2 separate regions of the Mus musculus genome follow, and region 2 is linked to region 1. A link is a loop called in an ENCODE intact Hi-C map of the cell type or tissue named here. Cell type or tissue: gastrocnemius. All regions are shown on one strand. Links, peaks and the distances in the headings refer to the core of each region. The heading gives the core; the rest is flanking DNA. Region 1 overlaps Smpx (small muscle protein, X-linked). Region 2 overlaps Cnksr2 (connector enhancer of kinase suppressor of Ras 2).

Evidence for each region. Peaks named below come from ENCODE experiments on the same cell type or tissue, not always from the same donor. Only the 100,000 strongest peaks of a DNase experiment are listed, where the experiment ranks them.
Region 2: it touches region 1 in a loop (3-fold over the local background); 7 of 42 quality-filtered maps call a loop at or near these places.

What each region holds. Positions count from the first base shown.
Region 1 is chrX:157,728,205-157,736,467 of GRCm38, forward strand. The region is part of intron 4 of Smpx (small muscle protein, X-linked); the gene reads left to right. Among named protein-coding and RNA genes, the nearest start is that of Gm15169, 27 kb to the right of the region's middle. In gastrocnemius, for the core only: a CTCF peak has its summit at 3,951; DNase peaks (open chromatin) are centred at 2,554, 2,839, 3,948 and 5,880; H3K4me3 peaks cover 715 bases; H3K27ac peaks cover 1,543 bases.
Region 2 is chrX:157,940,682-157,948,944 of GRCm38, forward strand. Cnksr2 (connector enhancer of kinase suppressor of Ras 2) reads right to left here. Exons shown (of 22, transcript NM_177751.3): 6 at 4,616-4,735. Among named protein-coding and RNA genes, the nearest start is that of Cnksr2, 98 kb to the right of the region's middle. In gastrocnemius, for the core only: no CTCF peak of the experiment used is centred there; a DNase peak (open chromatin) is centred at 4,635.

The sequences.
Region 1 (8,263 bases), core at 1,351-6,350:
AGGTTAGCTTGGGCTAAAGAGTGTAATCTTGCCTTAAAACCTAGAACAAAAAAACCAACTAAATAAAACACCCCCCCTAAGAAACTACTGAAACAGAAACTCAGAAATTAAAAGTAATTGCCCCAAATAATTTTCTTTCTTAGTATCATACTTTGACTTATTTCCTCTTATTCCCCGCGTATAAATATGAGGTATCCTACAGGAAGTTGTTAACAATAGGAAGATTTGGGGTCATTAAGCTATGGTCTCAGTTCCTTCTACCTTTGCAACTTTGGGTTCAGCGTCTCTATTTTGTTTATTCATAATAAGCAGAAAATAGCATACCCTGATTGTGGTACCTTTGAAGGCTGGGGGTGGGGGGTGCTTCTAGAAGAAGTGTATGTAAGCACAATGCCCAGGCTAGGCAGTGCCTCACACAATGAGAGCCGGTTCTTTCAGCCTCTTCTGCTGACATACTATCATTCATAGCATTTCTACAGTTTTGCATCTTGCTTTTTCTGCCATACAGTTTATTGTAAGAGTGATTGTTTTTATGTTGCTTTGCAGCCTGCAGGACTAAGATGATTTATTTTTCAGAGTCTGACTTATCACGATTTCAGAAGCTATTCCCTGTACAGAAGACAGAGGACCGATTTATTGGTTTATAAAGAACTATATGTAAAAAGGAAAACAAAACCAAAAAGCTTCTCCCAATGTCTTCTCTGTGATTTGCTGGGCACTTTCCCCCCCTCAGTTCTGATGTGTTCCCTGTTTTGACCCAATTACATAGGTTCTATTCTCTTTCTCTAGAGGAAATGGTTGGAGGTGGTTTTCTAACTTTTAGTGAAGCTGCCTTTCTTTGTATTGGTAACCTCCTTTTGCCTTCTTCACTTGGTTGGGAGGACAGTTTCTTCAATGTTTCTTAACTACATCGAGGTTTCAGAGTTTCATTCAGTTCTTTTGTTGTCTCATAAAACTTTTGTGCTAGGACATATTTACAACCTGCATAGAAACAGTTGGCTCAGGACCCAATTCTGCAAATTTGTATACATTGGTATGTAACTTTTCCTGGACCAAAGGACGGTCACGACTGGCACATGCTTTGCTTTCAATATTGTGGAAAGCTTTTCTCAGTGTTTTATGACCTAGGATATAGGGTGTGTGTGTGTGTGTGCTCTAGAGACATTTGGCAATGTCTAGACAAATTGGTGTACAGGGTGAGCAAGAAGACAAGGATATTGATAAACATCCCATAATTTCCAGAAGAGCACCCTACACAAAGAATTATCCAGTCCTAAATGTTAGTAGTGCTAGCAAAGAATAAACCCAATTTTCTGCTTGAGAGATTAATGTCACATCCAAGCAGTCTCTTCACTGCACTTTATAGAAATTAAAATGCTAAAGAAAAAAGGCATAGGAATTAACTACCTAACAGGTATAGTTTTTTTTTTTTTTACCATAATTAACTTTGTGGAAATAAGGCAGTCAGATAAAATTTTTATCCATTAGCAAATTAGATATTTAGAATATATCTAATATATCTACCTGGGTTATACAATTATCTCAGCAGTTCTGCAAACTTTTAAACTCAATGGTACGTACTAGTAGCAAATATAAGTAACCAAGAGCACCATTATAATTTCTTCACCACCCTGAGCAGTCCCATCTGTTATATGCTTGGGAATGACTGATGGAGCATTCTGTGTTCCACATTCATATTTCCCTTACCACTTGTGTCAACCACAAGGGATGGCTTATTCATTTATAGCCCAGTAAATGCTAAGAATGGTTATTCGGTTGCACTAGAGTCACCCTGCTTGTAAGTCACTCCAGCATCTGCAATACTATTTACCCAGTCCTGTGAACCATGGCCACCTGCTGCATCATCCTTTTAAAAATGTCCTTTTAGTCAACCATAGTCCTTTCAAATATTTTTCTGTGCCAGCTCTGAGTGAAACAAGCAAAGGCTACAAGAATGCAGAAACTTCCATCCCACCAAGGAGGGTATTGAGCCACTATTCTCATGTGCTGGCTTCTTTGTTTCTTTGTTTGAATGTTTACCCATTCATTCAGTCAGTCAGCAGCTAGTAACTGTGAAGGACACCCCCTCCGGGTTCAGAGATGATCAGGTACAGGGGATCAGGGCACGTAGCCTGACTCATAGTTTAATATGTGAAATATTGTATGAGAACACAAGAAATTGCTGTCCCTTAAAGGTCTTAAGAAAAGGAAATGGTTAATGACTATAAAATGTAAATGAAAGAAAAAGAAGTGCAGGGAAGGAGAGGAGACAGAGTAGAACAAGATTATGACCACAGGACATGGTGAGGGCCCTGGTCAGGGTCAACCTAGCTGCTGCTGAGAAAAGCCAGGCCTCTGCAGAGTCCACCTTTGCTCCCAGGATGAGCGAAGGCTTGTCAGGCAGGGCTGTGTTGTTCTCAAGTGTAGCTGTCTTCCAGCCATGAAGCCTTTTCTCTCATTCCCCCTCTCACGCTGTGTGCAGCCCACGCAGAAAACCAGGAAAGTGAATTCTGGGCTGTCTAATCAGACTTGGCTGCATCGTGACAACGCTGCTCGTTTCAACTCCCCACACATGCTGTGGGGTTTGAGAAGAAGGCATCACTAGGAACAAATCAAGACTTGCAGATTTCCTTTGTGCTCCCTTGCCAGTGTCCCCTGCCTGTGAACTCATTAATCCACATGCTCTGGTTTATATCTTTATGCAGATGGTGAGGTGGTAGCTGGTTTAATCCCAGGCAGGGATGGTCAATTGGCTTCCCACTGAGTGAATTTTCTATTAAGCAGTTGACAAATTAGAGTCTCTTTCATCTAGGCAGGTGGCACCAAGGCAGCTCACAACAATTCCTCTTGAGTGCTGAAAAACAGCAGAAAGCAAGCATGCCCTGTTGCCAGAAAGTCACTGGCAGCCTTCTGTTGGAGGGTCAGTGATAACTTCCTTACACCATGGAAAACCCGCCCTGACATGATACAGCAGGGACTACGAAATTCTTGGCCAGCCCCTATGACCTAGCTCTAGCCTGACTCTCAAATAGTACAAAAGGTGCCTGGCCTTTAGTTCCAAAGACAATTCCTAAAAATGTGCCAAGCATTTTTACTAAATGCCAAGTGTTCATACATCCCATTTATTCAGAATCCATTTTCATTTCTTAATCATTTTCTACATGGGCTAAGTAGAATATACCCTGACTGGATTAGCTTTTTCCTTCAAGATGCATATTAGCACTAGGAACCACGCTTAATCAGGACAATTTTAAAGTATGTGTGCACCTATTGTGCCATACATGACTACACAAGAAGTAAATGTCGAGAACTCAGAGTAGTTGGGTGTGGATATGAGAAGGGACATTTGCTCACACGGAAAATGAAGAAACAAGGTTCCGAGTGTGACTCAGCAAGGAGTGTATGGGGGTGATTAGAGCAGTCAGTTGTGATTGCACGAGATGGTGTGGACAGGCTTCCTGACACAGAATTTGCCATCTGAGAGAAACCACTAGATGATACATGTTCTGGTACACACTTGGACTCAGTTTCCACTTAATGCTCTCCTGAGATTCCATAACTCTGAGCAGAATGCAAATGTAAGCGGTGGAACCCTAAGGGCAGTGAGGTGTTTTAGATGGGACACTTAAGACAATCAAACACTGCGAAAGCGTTCATTCCTTTTGCTGTCCCTACACCCTTCCCCTTGCTTCCAAAGCTGGAAACTGTTTCGCTTTTAAATAAAGTGCCCTCTAAAGAGTAGCTCAGCCTATTTCTGTAGAGATCTGGAAGAAAGTGTGCTGAACGTGAAAAGGCACTAATTATCTGTGACTAATCTGAGCTCACCCAGAGGCTCCCGAGGATCTCAGAGGACCTGCTTTTTCTTTGGCTCCTCCTACTTTGCTTTGCCAGAGCCTCTGCCCTTGGTAAGAAGATTTCCAGTCTGCAAGTACCCTCTTTCTCCTGGAGGAGGCGCTGCAGCTCAAGTTTTCAAAGCCTGCTCGGTGGCAGTTTTTCAAAGCTCCAGAGGGCATTACCAGAGTTTCACCAGAGCACTTTCGTTTTGTATTGAAAACTTCAAGGGACTTTTCTCCTCTTTTGCCCATTTTCAACTAGTAAATGGTTTGTAATTTTTGGATCCCCCCACCCCCGAATATGGTCAGTGTTAAGAAACATTTAGAGATCGAGCTACTATTTCTCTGAGGTTAAAGAAAAGTCAAGATGTTTCCTATACCACTTTTTGAACCTTTTTTTTGGGGGGGGGGGGCTTGGTAGACAAAGGTATCTCGCCTATTTCATGCAAGGACTATGTAGAAGCCTGGTCCAGGGAATAAATTGAGAACTATGTCTCTCTGAACAACATTACAGCGTGCCCTAATCTTAAGGCACCACTCACACCCAACTAGTGCCCTACAGGAGGGTTCTCTCTTTCTCTCCCTCCTTCCCTCCACTTTTCCCTCCCTGCCTCCCTTCCTCCCTGTCTCCCATTCTCCCTTCCTCCCTGCCTCATCCCTTCCCCACTCCCTTCATTACTTACTTTGGGAATTGAGCAATGTCTCTTTTGCAGTAAGAGGGAAACAGGCAGGCTGTCACGAACAAATGCAGGTGCTAATTAAATAATATGGGAACCTACAGACTTTGTGAAGTGGCTGCTTAAAGGGGCATCATAAGCAGGCAGTAAAGAAAAAGAGGTTTGTTAGGGATTTATTTAAAAAAAAAACAACTCTAAATCACATCTTTTAACTAGGATGTAGCAGTAGGAATAACATTATCAAGCCTCCAGACTTGATTTTGAGAATTCAAAAGTATTTCCATGTTCATTCTGCTTCATCAGTGCTGGAAGATCAGTTAGACAGGAGTTGGATTTGCAATTCATGCCTATGTGACTTCCAACTTCACAGGGTGGAAGATTGTGGGATGTGTTGTCATTTCCTGTCAGAGAAAGATAATTTTAAGCCTGGTTATGAAGTACATCTATTTAAGTTCATATGCAATAGGGGTAATAATCTTTTTTTTCTACCAATAATGTATCACGACAGATGTATTTAAAAAGAAATTAATTTCTGCCCATATTTAGTGTTTTCTTGCATCCCGTGTCTTGTGCTGGTGACCAAACCCAGGTCTTTTATGAATGCCAGTGCTCCATCACTGAGCTACATACCCCGATGCTTAGTAAATAAATAATTATAATTGTGCCAGCAAGATGGCTCAGTGGATAAAGACACTCACCACCAAGCCTGATAATTTGAGATCAGTCCCCAGGACTTATATGGTAGGAGAGAACCAATCCCCTAAAGTTGCCTTCTAACTGCTGCATGGTGAAGTGTGATGTATTTACTCACAAACATACACATAGGTAAAACAATGGAAAATCGTACTTCAGCACAGTATTCACATGCAAACACCAAAGCAACACACACACACACACACACAGAGAGAGAGAGAGAGAGAGAGAGAGAGAACATCCAGAATCATGGGAATTAGGCTGAATCACACACACACACACACACACACACACACACACACACACACACACACACAGAGAGAGAGAGAGAGAGAGAGAGAGAGAATCATGGGAATTAGGCTGAATGTCTTAATATCAGAAGTACTAGGTAGAAAACAATCGGTTTGGGGAAAGCTTTACTTCAGAATGTCCTAAATCACCATTCTATAAGTGAGCTCTTCTGGAAAGATTTCCATCATCACCAGCAGACAAGAAAGGTATCTTAGATTCCCTGCAGTATCATATACAAAGCTTGCTCCTTATTACCTGTCAGGAGGCAGAGAACCTGGGAGTCATTTTGTGCCAAATCCAATTCAATAATGAGCCAATTATAGACATGCTTCCACTGCCAAGAGCACGTCACTTCACCATCCCAGCTGGCTTCAGAGCCCCTGGTGGGCAGGAAGAGGGACACATGAGCCTAAATTGCTGATAACACTCTAGACCAATGGGGCTTCAAATGCACCCACATCACAGTGTTTCTAGAACTCCCTTAACGAATCCTGCCCCTGCTGAACTTTCATAGCTCAGTCCCCACTCAGTTTGCTCTCTTTCTCACTAGGTGATCAAATTCTGAAATATCAAGAGGTAGTCACCAGGAGCTCATCTCTTGCACTACAGGCCAACTTTGCATAATCTGCTGCAATTCTGCAGCCTTATTATTATGGTATGAACTAGGGCCATAGAGTCTGTAGCCCAGCCTCACTACTGACAGCCTTACTGAGCATGTAGGAGGTAAAATGCCAAGAAACTTGAGCTAGGTGAAATACAAAGCTGTCTCCATTAAAAATCAAAACAGCTCTGTGAATTTTGGCAGACACTTTCCAACCTGCCGAGATCATTGCAGGTTTAGATTCTAGAATCCAATAGTGTAGTTATTTTTCCTGGCTGACTTTGCATGGATGGCCTGCCAATTCAAGAAGCAAGCCTTTTCCTATTTTTAACTGAGATCTTGAGGAGAAAGGGGACCATGGCAGCACCAAGGACAGCATTCTTGGCAGGGGCCTTGGAGTATGAAGAAAAGTCTTAGATGAGAATGATGGTTTTCAATTAAAACTATTTTTAAGTTAGCATATAAAATCGTGGGTTTTGCTGTGACATTTTCATACATATGTAATATTGTACTAAGCTCACATCTTCTCCTTTCTCCTTACTCCCTCCCCACATATGTCCTCTCGGCACAAATATGCCTTCCTTTCTTCCCCAAACAGTGTCTCAAGATTTTATGTTAAAATTATCTGGAAGGATTGCTGAATCTTAGACTTCTGGGCTAAACCTCAGTGCTCCTGATTCAACAGGTCTAGAATGGGTCCAGGAATGTATATTTTGTGACAATTGTCCACGGTGGTCATTGTTGCTACTGGTAGTGGGTTGGAGATTACACTTGGAGAATCCCTCACATACTATGTGCATATCCATCCACTCAGCCCAGTTTTATAGCCAGCATTTAAATGTGTAGTAAGAAGCTTTGCCAGGCTCTCTCACTGAAATTCAGATAAACTACAAATCAGTAAAACAGTTAATCACAAATTGTTGTTATATTTTTTTCAATGATCAGGCTCTGTTCTAAGCATACATGAGACTCAAATAAAAAAGTGCATGTAAGGATGATGTCATTGTATAAGTGAGAAAACGGGGGGAGGGCAGAGCACATACATGCTTTGTCTCCATGTGGCACAGCTAGACAGTGCAGAAGCCAGAATTTGGGATGTGCAACACTTAATCATATCCTAAGCAGGCTTTTCGGGTGGCAGATAGGACAGATCCTAAGTAGTTTAATAGACTTTGTATATCATAAGAGACAATCCTCATGTAAATGATGAGGACTTCTGCCAATGCTATAGATTTACCTACTCATCACTTAGACTCACAGAAGCACTCAATTTCTATAAGTGCTTAAGTGCTCTGCAGTGCTATAGGTCAGAGGTTGGCAAATCACAGTTCAGTATTGCCAGTGCCGCTTCTTTCTAAAATCCTGATGAGGGTTCTAGATTTATATTCATTTGTAAGAAATAATATAGAAAATCTCTGAATGAAATGATTGAGACTATGAGGAATCATTTTCTGCCACCTCTATGGAAATATACCTTTAATAGGTGTGGTGTTTGTACAGGTAAGTTCAAATACTTCTGGAGGCCAGAGGTCAGCATTGGATGCCTTCTTTGATGACTCTACCTTAATCCTTTGACAAAGGTTTCTCATTCAACCTAGAGCTCATTCATGAAGGCTGGGCTGGCTGGATATTGAGCTCAAAGATCTACCCATTTCTGCTCCCTCTTGCTCTCCATGCCGGGGTTACAGCTGTGCCAGGCTTCTATGTGGGTATAGGTATCTCAGGCCCTGATGCTTGTGCAACGGACACTTGACTAAGTCAGCCCTATATGAAAACATTTCTAATGAAGGCGTTGTCAAGTTCTAGGTATGCAATAATACAGCAAAGTTGGCTTTAATAATCTGCACTCAAACATGCTTTTATGGATGTCAAAGTAGTGGAAGCAAAACAGAAAGGAGGCTCCAAATTTGAACACTTTTCATGTCCAAGAGTAGACAGAACAGGATTGCAGCTACTTGGATAAGTGATAGACATCTTTATAGTCTATTTAAAAATATTATGACATAGGAACTGAAGTTGAATTCTGAACAATTGAGTTGTCCAGGCTTGGGTTCTGGGCAAGAATCACTTTTTTTTAAAATTCTGATTATCTTTACACTAGAGCAAAATGCTAGATACAGTTGGAGCCTTTGTTCCATGGTACTGACTGCACATGAGAGTCTTGGGGA
Region 2 (8,263 bases), core at 1,905-6,904, 210 kb after region 1:
AATGAGATACCCAAATATCCCTGTGATTTCAGTGAAAAGATAAAAGAAAAATGAAGCAGAAAAGTTAATGGTTTGGAATGACCAAGAAAATGACAAGGTAGTTCCTTCAATTTTAAAGTCATTTCCAAATGTCATATATGAAAAGCTAATAGTTCTGAAAACTGCTGAGCAAAGCACTAAATGGGAAATGAAATTAATGTTACTTTAAAAGAAGGTTGTTTACCAGTGAACTACAGTTTCTTAAATGAAATTTCACAGTTTAATATAAAATAAATAACCCAAACAAAAGTATTTATGGAAAAATATGGCCATAACAATATGGCAATCTTCAACCTTATGTTGGTGACTGTGTATGTCATATGCAGTTTTGAGTTTATATTCATCTCATTACTTATTGGGAAGCAAATAATATTAAAAACATCAAAGAAGGGCTGAAGAGATAGCTCAGTGGTTAAGTGCACTGACTGCTCTTCCAAAGGTCCTGAGTTCACTTCCCAGCAACCACGTGATGGCTCACAACCATCTGTAATGGGATCCAATGCCCTCTTCTGATGTGACTGAGGACAGCTACGGTATACTCACATACATAAAACAAATAAATCTTTAAAAAAGTAAAAAAAAAATCAAAGAAAATGATTGGTGCTAATGCTTCTACCTTAGCTAATAAAAAATTAATAAAAGGACTAAAACAATATTTGTAAAAGGTAAATATTACTATTTTGTTTTAGTTTTGTACATTAAAAGATTGTGAGAAAATAAAGTGGGAAAGGCAGCAAAGCCCCCAACAAACCATTATTTCGACTAGAAAAACAAATCATCACCATCATCCTCCAAAATCCATCCACCCACCCACCCATTCATCCATCCACCCATCCATCCACCCATCCATCCATCCATCCATCCATCCATCCATCCATCTATCCATCCATCCATCCATCCATCCATCCATCCATCCATCCATCCATCCATCCTCACTAATACTTATTACAATGTGCCAGGGGTTGTTTTAAGTATGTTACATTTATTTAATGAAGTCTATGTGGTGTAGCTATGACTGACCCTGTTTAGAGGTAAAGAAATTTGTCATTCAAATATCATTTTTTTTTTCTGAAAATGCGATGACTACTGGCTTTGCATTTCATTCAAACCATCTCTGTCATTTTTGTTTTGTTTTCCATTAGGAGTTAATTTTGAACAGCCCCTTCTCCCCTACTCAGCTTGCTCAAATGATCTTTGCTTCATTTAATCTCCAAACACCAGTTAAGCAATAATAGCCAAAGCCTCATAATCAAGATGGTAAAATAAGGCATATTTGGAGATCATACAGCTCACCAGATAAAGAAGCCTGGAGCCAAGAAGTTTCTCCAATGATGCCTATAGGTCCCTCTGTTCAACTCATTATCTCTCTTCTGTCATCCATATTTCAATTGTTCTAAAAGATCTCATTTCTACAGCTTTTAATTTTCTAAGTATTGTGTTTTTAAGCAAATCATGACTTAATTACAACTGAGCACACTTATTTGCAGTCTTTCCCATGCCTTTGCATTTTATATATTTAAGCAACTGCTTGTTAGTCAAATTTTCAAACTGATTTATTTTAAATATGACATATGAAGGTTATTCAAAAGTGAGTGCATTTTAAAATAGCATCTTGAATAACTCATATAAAGCCTCTAATCTTTTGCAAATTTGATATGAATCATAAGAGTCACCCTTAATTCTTTCCATTTATATTCAACATTTTAGATTTTTTCTCTCCCTGCGAAATATCAATTCAGTTGATATATTCTCACCGTTCTTCACATATGAGGTTCTTTAAGCAACTTCACATTTAGAAATATCCTTTTAAGCTGCTCATACCTACATTTAGTAATTCCAAATTTGGATATGAGCGACGTTCTGTGTATGTGCTGTTAGGTTGAGAACTTGGGAATCCCTGACATCATTGGGCCTACTTTTTACTTTTATTCTTAGATCCACCCTCCACAGATGCTGCAAGAAATGAGTCCAGTGGAGATAGGAAAGGAGGTCATGGGGCTGAATAGTTATGCTTCCTGTAATAAGACAGGAGAAATTTGATGAAAGCTTGATCTAAAACATATTGACAAGATTGAAGAAATAGGCTGTAAAACTGTTTCGGATGAAGACTTTTGAAATAATTAGATATAAAATATTGAAGGAAGCCTCGGATTTTTAAAAATTTTTCTTATCATAGACAGCTACAAAAACAGCTAATACCATTAACTGGGAAGGGGGAGATAAATATAAGAATTTGGGATTTCTTTTCTCTAAAGAAAGATTGATTGGAGAGTTCATCTTTTGTCAGTGTGACAGGATCTAGGGTCACTCAGAAGAGAAGCATCTGCGCGCACACACCTGTGCACAAACAGCCAGACTAAGGGTAGCCTCTGAGGGAGTCTGCTAGGTACGATTTCTACTAGATCAAGTGATGCGACTGGAGGAGACTATCTTAACGGTCAGGGGTTCATTCCCTCAGCAGGAATCTTGGCTGTATATCAAACATTGAGTAAATGAATTGAGTACTAGCACTCCTTGGTTTTTTTGCTTCTTGATTGTGAATGTAATATGACTAGTGGCCTCAATATCCTGCCTCCTCCATCTCCTGCCATGAAGAACTTGGACAGTGAGCTAAAATAAACACCCCTCCCCCCCAAAAAAGATATTTTTTAAAAAATGTCAGATATATTTTATTTAGATTTACCTCATAAATTCTTGCCTGGTTATTATTTGATACAAAATAATTATTAAAGAATCCATGGTTCTTTTCTTACTTTCTGACTGAGAAAATTAATACTTACTCTATAGGGCTGCAAAGAAAATACAAGGCAAACAGAAAGTCTTTCTACCACCCATCTTAACTTCTAATTTATTTTTCTTTGTCTTTGAACGACACTTTCCAAACTATTTAGATGTTTGGTTTTTACCATTTTAAGTTTATGTCTATTCTAAAAAGCTGATACAAACCTGTGTTAAGTTAAAAAAAAAAAGATCTCTCTCTCGGGACAATATAGTCATAGAGAAATAAATTGTCCCTAAAGCCCATGAGTTAACTGTGGCTCACTTCATATGTCTATTGTTTCCCATGCTTCTGGTGCAAATTAGTAAGAAAATTTAATTCTGATTCCCCAAAAATCTAATTTAATCTAATGTTGTATTAGCTCATTTTTTACTGTACACATTATGCTATGAAAATAACTTAAAGAGGAGATGAAGAAAAAAATAAAATACTCAATATTATGCATTGAAAAGTGTTTATATTTTAAAATATGAATTACTTTTGCAAAGGCTCATGCAGATGTGTTCTAAAAGCCTAGGGTATATCTGCAAGTAAGAACAGGATCAAACACTGTATGTCCTATGTATTATTTTACTTATACAACCATAAGTATGATGAATTTTCATTTATAAATTAAACAAGATTAAAATACCTAATAAAAACTGACATAATGGTTATATGAATACAATTTCTTTCTCTCAAAGTATCATATATTTTCAATTTAACAGTTATATGAAAAATTTTATGGCTTCTTCTTAGCATATCTAATTTGTTTGCACCAGTATTTATGCAGTTTGGGGATATTTATTGTAAGTTAGATGAGACTTGATTAAATAAAGTTCTTTTGATATCATGACTTTCAATTTAATAATCTCAATAGCTATTATGTAGCTAATGAAACCTACCCCATCCCCATTGTCACCTGCCATTCCTGGTGATGTTGCAGGTTAACCTTGGCAATGTGTACATTGTCCCTTTTTGCTTTTATTGGACAGTCAGTACTATAAAATTTGTTTTGAGTTTTATAACTTTGGAGCATTTTAGATAAGGTTGTGTTTGTACTTGTGTAGAGCGAAAGGAGTGTGTTGAATAAAAACTAGGATTAGAATGCAAAAAACCCAAAAGCCCTCAGCACACACATAGAATGTCAGGCATCATGGAGCCTGACTGCAATCAAGGGCTAGGAGAAATAGGAGGTATTGGGGTGCTTGCTCGCTAGTCTGTGTGTTGAGCTCCAGGTTTATTTAGTAAGATACTCTTGTTTCAACGAAAGAGAGAGCAACTGAGGAGGACACTCAATGTTAAAGCCTGGCCACAATGTGTACATGTACAGTCATGCCTGCCTGAACACACATATACACACACTATTATAATATACCTCAGAAGCACTCACACACAAAAATGTGACTTTAAATTAACTACCTACCCAGTGACAAAGAAGATCTATGAAACCAGAATAAATCAAAGTAAAATGAACGAAGAAAATACCTCCTTGGCAGCAACACTGTGCTACTGTAAAACTCTTACAAGTTCTTAAGCTAAGGAATTTTAATTGGTGAAAGAATGCAACTAATGATGAGCCAATTAAATAGGATGATTGAGCAACTGCCATTTTCCGTTCTCTCAATTTTTCTGGATCTGTCTTTTAAAGGTGATCTTTTTTTTAACACCATCCTACTACCTAGACTTGTCTAGGGAATGAGAATAAGGATGAGTCTCTGGAAATTCCGACATGTTGACATTCTGAGGCCGCTTCTTTCCCCACATCCCTTGCTGTGTGCTGATGGATGACGGCTCGATAACCATGCTATTCCTTACCAGCCCTTCACTTGGTTTGATATTTGCCAGCTGAATCACTTCCAGGTGAGCAGACTGTGAAACCAGAGGATCTGATGACAGGGATATGATGTGGTCACAGACTCCAGAGAGAGTTTTACACTGGAAGTGAAAGAGACAAGTTATGGTAAACATGTAAGTAAATACAAATCACCATTTATTATATATTTTAAAGTTTTGTTTTAGTTTTTAATTACATGGGTGCGTGAATATGATGTTGACACCCTCATAGGCATCAGATATCTCTATATCTGGATTACAACTTGTGAGCCACTCAATGTGGGTGCTGGAAACTAAAGTCACTCTTAATCTCTGGGCCATATTTCCAGCCCCTATTATAATCTTTTAAGGAGGGAAAAATACAGAGTTTAAGAATGTCACCTAGCATTTGATTCTTTAAACTTCTTATACAAAAGCTCACTAGGTACACATAATACACAAAATGTATCTAAATTTTTTATGTTATGGATATATGAACTGTATGTCTGGATGTTAATGCAAGGTATAGTTATGTATTATGTATATTATTTGAAGCATCATGTCTTTTATTTAATGATCAGAAAAGTAAAAGAAAAATGATCAAGGTCCTTGAAAGATATATCACATGTTTAGTTGGTTAATTCTCTTGTATTTTTCTCAACTTTCTGGATCAAATTTACCTTTGTATAGAACTTCCCATGTCCATAAGGCATAGCTTGCAACAGCTAATCTATTTCTTCACCCTTTTATGACCAGTCAGAAAGTTAACTTATTCTGAACCCTTCTGAGGCAAAGACCTTTAATATCCCATTCATCTCTAATTGTTCCCTGTACCCCATTTACTACTCACACCTTAAAACTGCAAATATACCTATATATGATATGCAAATATACTGCAAATATACGTATATATGAATAAGGAGGTCAAATAAGACAATTTTTCTTTAGTGAAAGAGTTAGAATTTTGTGGGAACCTACACTGTATTTTAGTTGTTCTCTGGTTACTACATTAGTCTACCTTGAAGGTGGTGATTCTCTTTGTTCTTTCTAGGCTCAGCTTTCCTCCACTATAGAAATTGTCAAGCTAGCAATCCCACCGGTAAGCATGTGCTTAGTCCTGATGTGACTTGAGGTGCCAGGGCAGGTTGGTATGTGGTGGGGTGGGGGGCTCCCCTTCCCTGAGGAGAAGAGGAGGGGGGAATGGAAAGAGAGGCATGGTAGGGTGGGATTGGGAAGAGAGGAGGGGAGGGGCTATGATCAGGATGTAAAGTGAATAAATAAATGAATAAATAAATAAATGAAAAAAGTAAAAAAAAAAACAAAGAAATTGTCAAGCTAAATTTGTCTCTATAATGGGACTCATGATTTTTGCATTTGTTTCTCAAAACTGCTCTTTAATTGTAGTTATCAGCTCCTAAGGACAGACATTAGTCACATAGTATCAATACCTAAAGAAAAAAAACTATGGGCCTGATATGAGGATAGATGTATGTAAGTAAATACCACACTGGCAATGACTTTGTCTGTATGCAAATTCTACCCTTACAGCTGTTTTCTTCAGATAGTAAAATATATGATGCAATGAAAATTGCCTTATAAGGTTTATAATTTAAAATATGACAATATATTTTAAAAGAGCCAAATATAGCTACTATCCAAGGATAATTAACAAATACTTGTCTTCCCTGTTGTTTTTCTTACCTATAAAGTCATCAGCCCATACACATGAGGCGAATTAACAAACGATTTTTATGCTACAGCTGTCTTATAATGAATAATAATCACTGCAGCAGTTCAGCTGCATAACCATCATAACCCGTTCACGCTCTCTGATATTAAGGTCTCAGTGCTTTGGATAAAATGAAGGTCTTTACCTTGATAAACTTCTACTTACAATTAATGATTTGTGTTAATTGTAGACTGGACAATCCAGAATCACCTGGGATATAGGCCCAAGGCCTATGCTTGTTGGTATTATCTTGATTACATTAATTGAAGTGGGATGACCTGCCGATTATGGCAGTACTATCCCCTGGGCAGGGGATCCTGGACTGTATGAGAATAGAGAAAGCCAGTTGAGCACTAGCGTTTATGTATCCATTGCTGTTTCTGATAATTGATGTGATTAATGCTAGCTCTGTGAGCTCTAGCTGCTGTGATTTTCCCCACAATGATGGACTGTAACCTAGAACACTGAGCTAAAATGAACCCTTTCTTCTTTGTCAGCCTTCCCAGTGCTTGTAATAAATTTGTGAACCATCACAACAGGTTTACATCATTACTTTAAAACTCAATCATATTAACACTACCCAAGATTGTATTTTGGAAAAATAATAGAGTAGGGTAATACATTGTAATTCTTATTTAATATTATTACTAGGAGAAATTATTTGTAGAATGCCTACAAATATTGTGCCAATGAAAAATACTTCATATTCATTCTCATTTATCATTCTACCTTCCCAAAGGAGTCATTAGTATTGTCAGCTGAACAGATGTGAGAATTAGGCTAAAAACCAAGCCATGGTTGCTGATTTGATAGAATGATCTGAATTCTTTGGTTTACTTTGATTATTAGTTATTAACTTGTTTTTAATAAACTTCCTTTTGTATTGCTTGGGCTGCATCAAATATGTGAGATAACAACTAAATAGTTTATTAACAACTAGTATAATAAAATTAAATCACATCTACAGACGTTTTGCAAGTTATAGTATTCCTTGGAATATGTCTTTTTTCAAAACCTTAAGGCAATTTTAGCAGCAAAAGAGCAATTCTTCTATATCTAGAAGATGACTGGTAAAACTTTATAAAGGGCATTTTTTCTTTTTTCAATATTCATTCCAAAGGATTTTGTATCTTTAGTTTTAAAAGAAAGACTAAAAACTTCTTAAACTATGTGTCAAAGAAAATGAAAGGCTGATGTTCCCTGATGGTTTAGTGGTTAAGATTCAGCATTCTCTCAGAAATCTAAAGGGAATATACAAGGACAAGAATTATGACTACCCTTTTGTATTGTCATAAGCTACCCAATATTCTGACAAAGAATTAATGCCTAAATAACAGAAAGATTTGTTATGATGAAGAACAATTTAAATATAAATAGTTTCAGGTTATTTTTCTATGGAATAGTTTATATTAATACTAAATATGAATTAATGTCATTTATAATTTATAATCATACAGTATAGATATATTCTTGTGAACCAACTTGTCTATTTTAACATATAAACTCTAAAGGGCAAAAGAAGATATGGGCACAGCATTTTTACTATAATATGATTTTAAAGGCAACATTTTAGTCACCTAAGGAAAGTTACAAAATAACCAATATTTTTGTTTTTATGAATAACTGTAGTACTAAACATAGAAACTAAAACTAAAAGAGAATTCTAATCCATGTGACCTCATATACAAAAGAAAAGAAAAGAAAAGAAAAGAAAAGGAAAGGAAAGAAAAGAAAAGGAAAGGGAAGAAAGGAAAAGAAAAGAAACGTCCATCCAGGCTTACTAGATAAAACAAAAGGCTTAATCAAAAGCAGCTTGCACTTTTCACTTCTATACACGAATACTAATTACAAAGTGTACTGAATGCAAAACTTAGATAAATTAAGAAATCAACAAATGGCATACATGTGAAATATATGATTTA